2 separate regions of the Homo sapiens genome follow, and region 1 is linked to region 2. A link is a contact called in ENCODE Hi-C or POLR2A ChIA-PET data. All regions are on one chromosome and are shown on one strand. The core of a region is the stretch at or near the end of the contact, and the rest is flanking DNA. Distances in the headings are between cores, read along the strand shown. Region 1 overlaps MACROD1 (mono-ADP ribosylhydrolase 1). Region 2 overlaps NAA40 (N-alpha-acetyltransferase 40, NatD catalytic subunit).

What was found. A loop is a pair of places that touch in the nucleus more often than their neighbours do. ChIA-PET counts read pairs that join two places held with the same protein, here RNA polymerase II (POLR2A).
Region 1: a map of endothelial cell of hepatic sinusoid shows a loop between it and region 2 (13-fold over the local background). The contact joins two enhancer-like sites. A Hi-C loop is called at or near these places in 2 of 168 maps with a recorded cell type or tissue (DLD1 and endothelial cell of hepatic sinusoid). POLR2A ChIA-PET finds 5 or more read pairs at or near these places in 7 of 52 experiments (A673, GM12878, H1 and 4 more).

What each region holds. Positions count from the first base shown.
Region 1 is chr11:64,004,864-64,011,421 of GRCh38, forward strand. The region is part of intron 4 of MACROD1 (mono-ADP ribosylhydrolase 1); the gene reads right to left. Among named protein-coding and RNA genes, the nearest start is that of OTUB1, 22 kb to the left of the region's middle. RefSeq lists an enhancer at 3,009-3,599. Within about 2 kb of position 2,744, at least 19 of the 41 ENCODE cell types and tissues checked have a DNase peak (open chromatin) inside an H3K27ac peak, as active enhancers do.
Region 2 is chr11:63,946,781-63,953,402 of GRCh38, forward strand. It overlaps NAA40 (N-alpha-acetyltransferase 40, NatD catalytic subunit), which reads left to right. Exons shown (of 8, transcript NM_024771.4): 3 at 171-223; 4 at 5,458-5,553; 5 at 5,627-5,785; 6 at 5,976-6,059. Among named protein-coding and RNA genes, the nearest start is that of NAA40, 11 kb to the left of the region's middle. Within about 2 kb of position 5,236, at least 7 of the 41 ENCODE cell types and tissues checked have a DNase peak (open chromatin) inside an H3K27ac peak, as active enhancers do.

The DNA.
Region 1 (6,558 bases), core at 1,494-3,993, 56 kb after region 2:
ACATAGTAAGACCCCATCTCAAAGAAAAGAAAAAAGAGTGGTGGGGAGCACTGAGATATGCTGGAAGGTGTCAAGGGGGATGGGAGACTGAGGGCCAGGGGGGTTAAGCAACCTGTCCAAGGCCCCACAGTGAGAGGAGGAGCAGAAACTAAGATCCACTTTATTTATTTATTTATTTATTTATTGAGACAGTTTTTTGCTCGTTGCCCAGGCTGGAGTGCAATGGCATGATCTCAGCTCACTGCAACCTCCGCCTCCCGGGTTCAAGCAATTCTCCTGCCTCAGCCTCCTGAGTAGCTGGGATTACAGGCGTGTGCCATGATGCCTGGCTAGTTTTTGTATTTTTAGTAGAGGTGGGGTTTTGCCATGTTGGCCAGGCTGGTCTTGAACTCCTGACCTTGTGATCCGCCCGCCTCGGCCTCCCAAAGTGCTGGGATTATAGGCGTGAGCCACCGCGCCCGGCCAAGACCCACATTATTAACCCTCATCGTACAGAAGTAGTGATAGGCTCAGAGAGGCAAAGCCACTTTCCCAGAGCCACACAGCAAAGTGTAAGGCCTTGCCTGGGCAGCTCTTGCCCCTGGCCCCCACCTTCCTAGACTCCTGTGGGCCCCAAGAGCAGGGAGGTGAACAGGAAGGGGGGCCTGGGCAAGGTTGTGGGGGTGAGTGGGGCCTGGGCTGGCTGGGTGTCCAGCCTGCTGCCCTGTGACTGCAGCGTCTGGCCCTGCCTCTCAGGTGCCGAGTCTCATACCTCTCTGGCTCAACCTCACGCCTCTGAAATGAGCTTTTGGGGGCTGTATGGGAGGATCCCCTTTTTACAGATGGGAGGCTGAGGCTCAGCCATGGACTTCACAGGCAGGGGATTCCTTTGCCCTGTCATGCTTTTGGGGGCCTTGTACCCCAGGGACTGGCTGCACTGCCAGGGTGGAGATGCCCCTGAGAAGGCAGGCAGGAGGGCTGGAGACAGAGGGCCTTGGGGAGGCAGAGGTGTGAGCTGGGGTTTGAGGGAGGGGTGTGTCTCCCCTCCAGCCCAGGAAGGACCAGGGGTCTGGGCTCCAGGGACCACTCCCGCCTGGACGGGCTGGGCACAGCCTGGAGGGCATTGGCAGCCAAGCCTCGGTGCAGCCCATGCTGGTTTCCCTCTCTGGAGGAGGGCTACAGAAATACCAGATGCCAAGGCAGAAAGGGACAAGGCTCCCGGGGAAATGGGGGAAACTGAGTCTCTGAGAGGGTACCAACTGCGTCAAGGGCAGACATCTGACTTGCTGCCCCAGGCTTCTAACCCTGCAGAGGGAAGGTTTAGCCACAAAGACCGGATAAGTGACCTACCCAAGGGTCTTGCGCTCTCTTCTCTCCCAGCCCACTCCTCATTCTCCACCTCTGGCTTCTATTCAACTAGGCCAAGACCTGAGCGATATCCCATTGCCGGAACCATCTTTGCTTCTGCTCACACCCTCCTGGTCGGCCATTCAATCAACAAACTCTAGCCAGCCCCGGCTCTGTGCTAGGCTTGAGCTCAGCCCAGCAGGGTGCAGAGCCCATCCTCACCAGGCCCCACCCTCTCGGTGCCAAGGCGGGTGGGTGCCCGGGGGAGAAGATGGATGGACGACAGTTCTGTGATGAGATCTGAAATTCATTACGGGGTGAGATCAGCTCCTTAAATGGGGATTTGAAAACATTAGGGCTTCATTATGTACACAACGGCAGTGCCTCATTCATCATGCAAAAATCACTCCCGTTATTAAAAATCCCTGTGGCAGCTGCATGCCGGGGCTTGGTGGCATCGTGCCTGCTGGGGACAGAGCAGGAGCTCCACAGCCCTGCCTGGTCAAAGTTGTGGCCACGGGACAGGGGCCCCAAGTCCCAGCCTCCCTCTTACACAGGGGCCAGCTGCGGGGTGGGGCGGGAAGTGAGGTTCAGCTCCAGGGACTTAGTGCCTCAGTTTCTCCACCTGCAAAATGGAGACGCTAATGATGCCTCCCATAGGGCGGGGTGAGGGTGTATGAGATTCTTCAGGGAGAGGTTCAAAGGGTGCTGGTGGCCATGTCGTAAGTACTGAGAATGCCTGGCTGCCGTTGGCACCATCATCAACTGGGGTCAGGCAGGGGTGGCAGGAAGGCCTGGGGGCCTTTCCTTGGGGAAGGGCACGCATCCCCTGTCATAAAACCTCCCATGGCTCCCAAGAGTACATGGAATAAAATCCTCAACTCCAACAAAGCTTTCCTGGACTCTCTGGGGCTCCCTGCAGCCTCCCTCTCAGATGAATTCACTGCCTCCCGCGCCCCTCCTACTGGTTCCAAACTCTACCATTCAAAAAATGCGTACGAGGGCTCGGGGGCGACGTGCCACGTGCCAGCCCTATGCAAGGGCCAGGAGTCCTGTGGCCGCAGCAGTTCTAGGGACGGGACACGCGGCTCTAAGTTGTGGGCGTGGTGAAAAAGGAGAAGGGGAAAATGGAGCTGGCCCCGAGGAAGGAGGGAGGGATGGGCGCCGTTCAGAGGATGAGGTGGCCCCTCCGAGGAGGTGGCATTGGAGCAGAGCCCTGAGTAATGAGAAAGAACTGGCTTTGGAAGGAGATGGGGAGGAGAGTCCGGGATGAGAGTCCGGGCGGAGAGCTCAGGAAGGGCAGAGCCCTGTGGCAGGAACAGGCCGGCGGGTGAGGCTGGGAGGGAGCGCTGCCTCTACAGGACCTCCCGGGAGGTGCGAGGAGTCGAGCAATTGGGAATTGATTCGAGCGCGGTGGGAAGTTTCCATCAGTGAAGGGACGTGTTCTGGTTCGGCCTCTGGACCCTCTTCTGTTCCCTCTTCTGGACACGCCCTTCCCTTCTATGCTGAAGCACAGCCCCCTCCCCCCTCGCCCTTTGCCAGACAGCCCCACGCCAGAGGGTCCCGGCACGCCCACCCTGCACACACAACACCCACCAGACTGGCACAGGGACAGGTGCGGGGACTGCCCAGCCCTTCCGGCTGCCTGCTGCTTCTGAGCTCAGCCCTGCTGGGGAGGGGAGGGCCGCACACAGCCCCGCCTCCAGAGGGCCGAGGCTGGCCACAGGCCACGGAGGTCACGTTTATCTGCTCGCAGAGCAAGGCCACGGCTAATCGGAGCGGCCGGAGCTGAGCCTTTTCCTAGCGGCCGCGGGAAGCAATCACGGATTAGCAGCGGCCGGGCGATGGGAGATAGCGCCAGAGCAGGGCGCGGAGCGCTTGTGAGCCGGGCAGGAGTCGAGCGCTGAATACTTAGAGGCCTGGGCGAATCCTCCCGGGCCTGCGGGTCTACGAACAGAGAACCAGCCAGAGCCAGAGAGAAAGAACGACAGGAGAAGGGAGAGGGAGCCAGGGAGAGGCAAAGCGTGGAGGGAGAAATGGAGAAAACGAGGGAGAGAGGGAGGTGGCAAGAGAAAGAGGTGAGGGAGAGAGGCAGGGTTGTGGGGGAGAGCGCTCGGCTGGCCCCCAGGGTCCCAGCATGTGTGTGAGGAGGGACCGGCCCTGGGTGGCGGCTTCTGAGCAGGTGAGGGAGTCTGCGGTGGGGCCTGGGGAGAGGCGCCCAGGGTTAGGGTGCGGGCGCGGGACAGGGAGTGTTGTCCACCTGGCAGACCTTCACTAAATGCAGCAGTGGAGGGGGTGTCGGAGGGGCTGCCCTGACATGGGAAGGTGAAACTAGGCGGGAGGGTTGCGACAGGAGGGCAGAGGAGCGCTCGGGCCCGGGAGCAGCATGTGCAAAGGCCCGGTGCTAGGGGAAGACAGTGAGGGAAGCCCAGCCACCCTAGCTTCTCTTGGGCGGTGTAGGAGACACACACACGGGCTTGCCCTGCCAGCACAGGGTGCAGAGGTGCTCAGGGCCGACGGCATGGGGGCAGGGGCAGCTGCACCCACACAGGCAGGCTCGGCTCCTGCAGTTTGAGCGGGGTCGCTAACCTCAGGAAGGCCCCAGACAGAATGTGGGGAGGTTGGGGATGGGGTTCCATCCTCTCCTGCCCGCCTGCCAGGGACCTGCCTGACTCCCTCCCACCCATGCCAGGAGCTGACCCTTTGGGGCGCTGGCCAGGCCGGAGTAGAGATGGCGGCCACGCAGCCAGAGGAAGGCGGCCCTGAATTAATCTGTCACTAAAGCTTGGCCGTGGCAGGCGCAGTCATGATTTAGATGAATAATTGAAACGCTCGGATACATTTATTATCCCTTTAGTGCAAAAGTGGCAGAGAAAGACGAGGGGTAATTGAAAAAGAGCGCACAAATCTCCCCGAGAAAGCCGGCTCCTTATCTCCGAGTAAACATTTCAGTCCTAATAAACAGGAGAGACACGGGCGTCAGGGCTCTGTCGATTCCCATCCTGATTTAGGACCTGCCTCCCTTCTTACCATACAATAGGAGAGTGTTTTAAAAAATGTTTTTATTGAGCCAGTAAAAGCTTTCCAGGAGGGAGGTGGGAGAGAGGAGGGGGCCTGGCAGACACCAGGCCAAAGGGTCTGTCGGGAAGGCTGGCAGCTGCCCCAAGCCCATCAAGCCTTCCTGAAGCAGACACAGGCCTTCCCCCTGGGGGGCCCGTCCATCCTGCTCTACCTGCAGAACTCCTATTTAGCCTTCGGGACCCAAGTCAAATGCTCCCTCTGCTGGGAAGCCTCCTACCAAACTGGGTCTCCCTGAAGGCAGAGCCAAGCCCTGAGTCCCAGCATTTGGCATAGCTCCCTCAACTCAGAGAGAGCTCCAGGGAAGAATGGGTAGTAAGGGAGTAGGGGGACTTCCCCAGGACTCACTGCATTGCCAGCACCATCTAGTTCGGCCCCAGGGTGTGGTGGGTGGGGGTCCAGGCCCAGAGTGAGGCAGGCACAGGAGTCCTGTGCCCTCCAGGTTAAGTCCCTTTAGCCCCAGCAGCCCCTGGGGGCTCTCACTGCATTGGGGGTGCCCGGGAGACTCCCTTCTCTGCTCCCCTGAGACTGCAGCCCTCTTCTGCTCTAAATCACCGCACATTTGCCGTAAAAACAGTGGGCTCGGGCCCCAAAGCCCTGCAGGCCAGTCCCAGCCCCATCTTCTGAGCCCCAGTTGCGCCGGCCCCTCCTGGCAGGAACTCCACGCCACTACCCACACCAGGGTGTTGGCCGGGGTGTTGGCTGGGATGTTGGTTGGGTTGTTGCCTGGGGTATTGGTTGGGGTGTTGGTTGGGGTGTTGGCTGGGTTGTTGGTTGGGGTGTTGGCTGGGGTGTTGGCTGGGGTGTTGCCCAGGGTGTTGGTTGGGGTGTTGGTTGGGGGGTTGGCTGGGGTGTTGGTTGGGGGGTTGGTTGGGGTGTTGGTTGAAGTGTTGCCTGGGGTGTTGGTTGGTGTGTTGGCTGGGGTGTTGGTTGGCATATTGGTTGGGGTGTTGCCCAGAGTGTTAGCTGGGGTGTTGGTTGGGGTGCTGGCTGGCATGTTGGTTGGGGTGTTGGCTGGCATGTTGGGGTGTTGGAGTGTTGGCTGGTATGTTGTTTGGGGTGTTGGTTGGGGTGTTGGTTGGAGTGTTGGTTGGAGTGTTGGCTGGGATGTTGGCTGGGGTGTTGACCGGGGTGTTGGCTGGAGTGTTGGTTGAGATGTTGGCTGACATGTTGGGGTGTTGGTTGGGGTGCTGGCTGGCATGTTGGTTGGGGTGTTGGCTGGGGTGTTGGTTGGGGTGTTGGTTGGTGTGTTGGTTGGGGCGTTGGCTGGCATGTTGGTTGGCATGTGTTGGTTGGGATGTTGGCTGGCATGTTGATTGGGGTGTTGGCTGCCATGTTGCTTGAGGTGTTGGCTGGGGTGTTGGTTGGAGTGTTGTTTGGGGTGTTAGTTGGGGTGCTGGCTGGTGTGTTGGTTGGGGTGTTGGCTGGCATGTTGGCTGGCATGTTGGTTGGGGTGTTGGTTGGCATGTTGGTTGGGGTGTTGGCTGGCATATTGGTTGGCACGAGTTGGTTGGGGTGTTTGGGATGTTGGCTGGCATGTTGGTTGGGGTATTGGTTGGGGTGTTGGCTTGCATGTTGGCTGGAGTGTTGGTTGGGGTGTTTGCTGGTGTATTGTTTGGGGTGTTGGCTGGCATGTTGGTTGGGGTGTTGGCCAGGGTGTTGGCTGGCATGTTGGTTGGGGTGTTGGCTGGCATGTTGGTTGGCATGTGTTGGTTGGGGTGTTGGTTGGGATGTTGGCTGGTGTGTTGGTTGAGGTGTTGGTTGGGATGTTGGCTGGCGTGTTGGCTGGCATGTTGGTTGGGGTGTTGAAGTGTTGGCTGGGGTGTTGGTTGGCATGTTGGTTGGGGTGTTGGCTGGCATATTGGTTGGCACGAGTTGGTTGGGGTGTTAGGATGCTGGTTGGCATGTTGGTTGGGGTATTTGTTGGGGTGTTGGCTGGCGTGTTGGCTGGGGTGTTGGTTGGGGTGTTGGTTGGGGTGTTTGCTGGTGTATTGTTTGGGGTGTTGGCTGGCATGCTGGTTGGGGTGTTGGCTGGCATGTTGTTGGGGTGTTGGCTGGCATGTTGGTTGGGCTGTTGGCTAGGATGCTGATTGGGGTGTTGGCCAGGGTGTTGCCTGCTGCCCCTCTCCATTGAGGGACTGGCAGACTGGCAGT
Region 2 (6,622 bases), core at 3,986-6,485:
GACTTCAGAGCTAGGCAAATGGTGGGTTTTGGGAGGCTGCTCCTGGTTCTGAAGTTAGTCTCCCGTTGTGGGTCCCCACAGCATCCCACTCCAAGACAACAGCTCTTGGGATAGGATCTGCACCTCCGCCCCACTTGTCTGTGCTGTTCCTCTTTTCTTTCCCTCCACAGCTTGGAGACCCTCTGGAGGCTTTCCCAGTGTTCAAGAAATATGATAGAAACGGGTGAGTCACATTGAGCATTACCAACTGCTGTCTCCTCGAGTGTCTTCAGGAATTCCCTTTCCAGAGTAGGCTTCCTCAGACACAAATTTTCTCATTGTTCTTCGTATTTACGAAAAAACAGGGCTGGGTGCGGTGGCTCACGCCTGTAATCCAAGCACTTTGGGAGACCGAGGTGGGTGGATCACATGAGGTCAGGAGTTCGAGACCAGCCTGGCTAACATAGTGAAACCCCATTTCTACTAAAAATACAAAAAATTAGCTGGCACGGTGGCGATCGCCTGTAATCCCAGCTACTCGGGAGGCTGAGGCAGGAGAATCACTTGAACCCGGGGGGCAGAGGTTGCAGTGAGCCGAGATAGCACCATTGCACTCCAGCTTGGGTAACAAGAGTGAAACTCCATCTCAAAACAAAACAAAACAAAACAAAACAAAAGCAGAAACTGACTCGTGCCCTATATTGATATAAAATCCCCCAGGTAGGGTGGCAGAAGAATCCATAAATGAGCAAAGATTGCACTTAATCTCAGACTGATGTCTCTTTAGATAAATTTTTCTTTTATTTTTTGAGATGGAGTCTTGCTTAGTCACCCAGGCTGGAGTGCAGTGACGCAATCTCGGCTCACTGCAACCTCCGCCTTCTGGGTTCAGCCGATTCTCCTGCCTCAGCCTCCCAAGTACCTGGGATTATAGGTGCGTGCCACCACACCTCACTAATTTTTGTGGGTTTTTTTTTTTTTTTTTGAGACGGAGTCTCACTCTGTCGTTCAGGCTGGAGTGCAGTGGTGCGATCTCGGCTCACTGCAACCTCTGCCAGGTTCAAGTAATTCTCTGTCTCAGCCTCTCAAATAGCTAGGATTAAAGGCACCCGCCACCACGTCCAGCTAATTTTTGTATTTTTAGTAGAGTCAGGGTTTCACCATCTTGGCCAGGCTGGTCTTGAACTCCTGACCTCATGATCCACCTGTCTCAGCCTCCCAAAGTGTTGGGATTACAGGTGTGAGCCACTGCGCCCAGCTAATTTTTGTATTTTTAGTAGAGATGGGGTTTCACCATGTTGGCCAGGCTGGTCTCGAACTCCTGACCTCAACTGACCCACCTGCCTCAGCCACCCAAAGTGCTGGGATTACAGGTGTGAGCCACCGCGCCTGGCCTGATGTCTCTTCAGGACTGATTATTCTCTCTGCAAAGAATCATTGAGCTGAAACAAACTTGGAAAATTATCTAGGCTGACACTCACATTTAATGCATGGGAAACTGAGGCCCAGAGAGTCAAATGAGCTTTCTGAGTTTATGGAGTTTCCCCTGACAGCTGAGGGGCTTTTAATTTCCAATCTAGTGCTCTTTCCCTGAGTATACAGTATAATTGTTAAAAGCCAATTCCTGGCTATTTGGCCCTGAACAAATTACTTTTCTTCTTTAAAAAGAAAAATATTTGCTGGGCGTGGTGGCTCACGCCTGTAATCTCAGCACTTTGGGAGGCCGAGGTGGGCGGATCACGAGGTCAGGAGATCGAGACCATCCTGGCTAACACGGTAAAACCCCGTCTCTACTAAAAATATAAAAAATTAGCCAGGCATGGTGGCGGGCACCTGTAGTCTCAGCTACTCGGGAGGCTGAGGCAGGAGAATGGCGTGAACCCGGGAGGCGGAGCTTGCAGTGAGCCAAGATTGCGCCATTGCACTCCAGCCTGGGCAACAGAGCAAGACTCCATCTCAAAAAAATGTATATATTTTTTGGTAGAGAAGGGGTCTTGCCTATGTTGCCCGGGCTGGTCTCAAACTGCTGTCCTCAAGTGATCCTCCCACCTCGGCCTCCTAAAGTGCTGTGCCCAGCTGACCCTGAACAAATTACTTAACCTTTCTGTTCCTCAATTTTCTATTTAAAAATGGGCCTGGGCCAGGTGTGGTGGCTCATACCTGTAATCCCAGCACTTTGGGAGGCTGAGGTTGGAAGGATCGTTTGTGCCCAGGAGTCCAAGACCAGTCCTGGCGACATAGGAAGACCCTGTCTCTACAAAAAAAAAATTTTTTTAATTAGCTGGGCATGGTGGCACATGCCTGTATTCCCAGCTACTGAGAAGGCTGATGTGGGAGAATTGCTTGAGCCTGGGAGATGCAGGCTGCAGTGAGCCATGGTAGCAGCATTGCACTCTAGCCTGGGTGACAGCAAGATCCTGTCTCAAAACAAAACAAAAACCCAAAAACCAAAAATGGTTCTAATAATAGTACCTTTCTCATGGACTTGTCAGGAGGATAAGATGTAAAGTGTTAGTTCCTGCAGCATAATAAAAGCTAGATAAGTGTTTGCTGTTATTTTATTTTAAAATTTTATTTTAGATTCGCGGGGTACATGTGCAGCTGTGTAGTGGTGGGGTTGGGCATCTAGTGTACCCATCACCCAAATAGTAATCATCGTACCCAATAGGTAAATTTTCAACCCTCACCCTGTTTGCTGTTACTATTACTGATCCAGTTAACTATAGGCTCTGGAGTGAAGGCCCCCTCACGTTTTTTTCTCGTTTTGGTTTCTAAAATAGGAAGTATAATCTGCCTTACCTGAGATGCTGTTGATGAGTTGTGCTTCCAGAATGTAACATCTTGGCTTGGGGATAAACTGGGGCTCTGGGGGATTGAATTGTAGCTGGGCTTCTTAATAACTCTACTTGGAGAAGTCACTCATATTCCTCAAGCCTCATTTTCTTACCTGTCAAATAGGATGATGATGCCAAACTTGCAAGCTGTTTTTTTTTTTTTTTTTTTGAGATGGTGTCTTGCTCTGTCACCCAGGCTGGAGTGCAGTGGCGCCATCTCGGCTCACTGCAAGCTCAGCCTCCCGGATTCACGCCATTATCCTGCCTCAGCCTCCCGAGTAGCTGGGACTACAGGCACCCGCCACCACGCCCGGCTAATTTTTTGTATTTTTAGTAGAGATGGGGTTTCACCGTGTTAGCCAGGATGGTCTCGATCTCCTGACCTTGTGATCCGCCCGCCTCGGCCTCCCAAAGTGCTGGGATTACAGGTGTGAGCCACCGTGCCCAGCCAAACTTGGAAGGTTTTTTTTAAGGAAGAAAGAGAATATATGCAGCTCAGTAAGTAGCAGCTGGTATGAGGTTTTTTTTGTTTTTTTTTTTTTTTGAGACAGAGTCTCGCTCTGTGCCTAGGCTGGAGTGCAGTGGCACGATCTCGGCTCACTGCAGCCTCTGCCTCCTGGGTTCAAGTGATTCTCCTGCCTCTACCTCCTGAGTAGCTGGGACTGCAAGTACATGACATCACGCCCTGCTAATTTTTGTATTTTTAGTAAAGACGGAGTTTCGCCATGTTGGCCAGGCTGGTCCCGAACTCCTGACCTCAGGTGATCCACCTGCCTCAACCTCCCGAAGTGCTGAGATTGTAGGCGTGAGCCACTGCGCCCGGCCTGGAAAGTCTTTTGACATACTTTAGATATCCCATATTGTGATATCTCATAGTGTTTTCGTTTTTGTTTTTGAGACAGAGTCTCGCCCAGGCTGGAGTACAATGGCATGATCTTGGCTCACTGCAACCTCTGCCTCCCTGGTACAAGCAATTCTCCTGCCTCAGCCGCCGGAGTAGCTGGGATTACAGGCACCCCCCACCACGCCCGGCTAATTTTTTGTATTTTTATTAAAGATGGGGTTTCACTATGTTGGCCAGGCTAGTCTCGAACTCCTGACCTCATGATCCGCCCGCCTCGGCCTCCCAAAGTGCTGGGATTACAGGCGTGAGCCACTGTGCCCGGCCTCATAGTGTTTTCATATTCCGTATTCCCATTGACTTCCAGAAATGTGGAATAGCTCCAAAACAGGCATTGCCAGCCAAGTCTGGGCTCCTCTGGTGCCTTGAATTTTGTGTGGTTCCTGTGGTTGTGATCTTACTTTCATGTACTTTAATGGAGAATTCGTACCTGCAGGTGGGCTTTGGACATTTTATAGTTAAGATAGGTGCAGTGCTGTGTTTGGGCAGCTGTGATGGCTAAGTGGGTGATAAAGAAAGGAAGATGCTTCAGGGGCAGGGAGTTCTGAATTCATAAGGCTGAGTGTGGTGTGCCAGTCAGTAGAGGTGATGGGATTCCAGTGCGTACATCCTCTGGGGGTTGTGTCAAAGGTCACTGAAAGGTATTGATACGGGAGCTCTTTAAAGGCTTAGAGTTTGCTGACTCTAGTCCTTTCAGAATGTAGTGCTCTCTAGGGAATGTGATTTCACAGATCAGTCAAGGAGTTTAACTGTTTTTTACTTAAATTTCATTTAGAAACAGATACCTTAACACTTAGGCATTTGTGGGTTTAGAAAAACAGTGTTGGGCTGAAGCCTGCTTCACCCGGTTTTTTTTTGTTTGTTTGGAGACAGAGTTTCGCTCTCACTGCCCAGGCTGTAGTGCAATGGCACGATCTTGGCTCACTGCAACCTCCGCCTCCCAGGTTCAAGCGATTCTCCTGCCTCAGCCTCCCGAGTAGCTGGGATTACAGGCACCCACCACCATGCCCAGCTAATTTTTTTGTAGTTTTAGTACAGACGGGATTTCACCATGTTGGTCAGGCTAGTCTCGAACTCCTGACCTCAGGTGATCCATATGCCTTGGCATCCCAAAGTGCTGGGATTACAGGTGTGAGCCACCATTCCTGCCTCAATCTGTTTGATCAGCTGAGAGTATCCCCCCTGCTCAGATGAGGCAGGCAGGACTCCTGGGGCGGGGTGGGGCGTGTTGAGCCGTAGTCTTCTCGAAGGACCTAGGGTCACCCAGTGGTTTTGAAGGCGCAATTGGTAGATAAGAGGAATGGGGTCCCATGGGAGCCTAGTGAGGAGTCAGCTCAGAAATTACAGCAACAGGAAAAATGCCTAAGGGCAGGAACTAAATAACAGAAGACATGAGTGTTTATAACAAAGTACAGAAGAGACAGAAAAGGTAGAAAAAGAATAAAGAGAGAGCAGAGAGGGACAAGAAGTTTACAAAGTGCCGAGGCGGATTAGGACAGCTTGGGGAGGCAGGAAACGGGCCTTGTGGTTGGGGGGTGGGCCGTGTGGCCACAGTTGTTAATCTCAGCCTGAAAGACTTTGTTCCTGCACCTTCTCTAGTCATGCTGGGGCAGATACAGGGTTGGCTTTTCTCTGTGCAGTAACTGAGACTGGGCCTTCCTCCCTGTGATTCTGAGGGAGGAACAGCAGTGCCCTGGCAGGAGTGCTGTAACCAATTCCGTACACGTCCTGTCCTCTTCTCAGGTTGAATGTCTCCATTGAATGTAAGCGAGTGTCTGGACTGGAGCCAGCCACCGTGGATTGGGCCTTCGACCTGACCAAAACGAATATGCAAACCATGTAAGCTTGTCCCAACCAGGGGAGCCTAGTTCCTCTCGCAGCTTTCCCGTCTGACTGCTCCCAAATTCCCCAGGTATGAGCAGAGCGAGTGGGGCTGGAAGGACCGAGAGAAACGGGAGGAAATGACAGATGACCGAGCCTGGTACCTCATCGCGTGGGAAAACAGCTCCGTCCCTGTTGCCTTTTCTCACTTCCGGTTTGACGTGGAGTGTGGGGATGAAGTCCTGTACTGGTAGGAGCCATGGCTTGGGGGAGGTAGGGGAGAGAGACCCTGGCGATGTTCCAGGCACTCCAGCCAGGTGACAAAGCCCCTGGACCTACCTAGGTCTATGAGCTGCCAAGGACTGCAAGCTCCTCTGCCAGACCTTACAGCCTCTTCATGTCCCATCCTGCACGCTCACCTCTCTGCTTTCTTCACCTAGCTATGAAGTGCAGTTGGAAAGCAAGGTGCGGCGGAAAGGCCTGGGGAAGTTCCTCATACAGATCCTGCAGCTCATGGCCAACAGGTAAGGCCTCCCTTCTTAGGAGGCCCATATAGCACTCAGTTGGAAGGAGCTGTCACTGAGGCACTTGCCATTCTTTGAGCCTTGTTGGAGGAGGAGGCTCATAGGCATGTTTTGGGAGAAAGGTGTCTTAGAACCCTCTCAGTAAGATGCTCCCTGCCTTATTATGACTCCAGATTTTGTTTGTTTAGCTCAGTGCAGTGAACATCTTTTTTTTTTTTTTTTTTTTGAGACAGAGTTTCACTCTTGTTGCCCGGGCTGGAGTGCAATGGTGCCATCTTGGCTCACTGCAGCCTCCACGTACCGGGTTTAAGCAATTCTTCTGCTCAGCCTCCCAAGTGGCTGGGATTACAGGCGCGCACTGCCATGCCTGGCTAATTTTTGTATTTTTAGTAGAGACGGGGTTTCTCCATGTTAAGGCTGGTCTCGAACTCCTGACCTCAGGTGATCTACCTACCTCAGCCTCCCAAAGTGCTGGGATTACAGGCATGAGCCACCACACCTGGCCAGTGAGCATCTTTTGAGTTTCTAATCTCTGCCACCTTCTGTACCGAAGTAATGGTGCT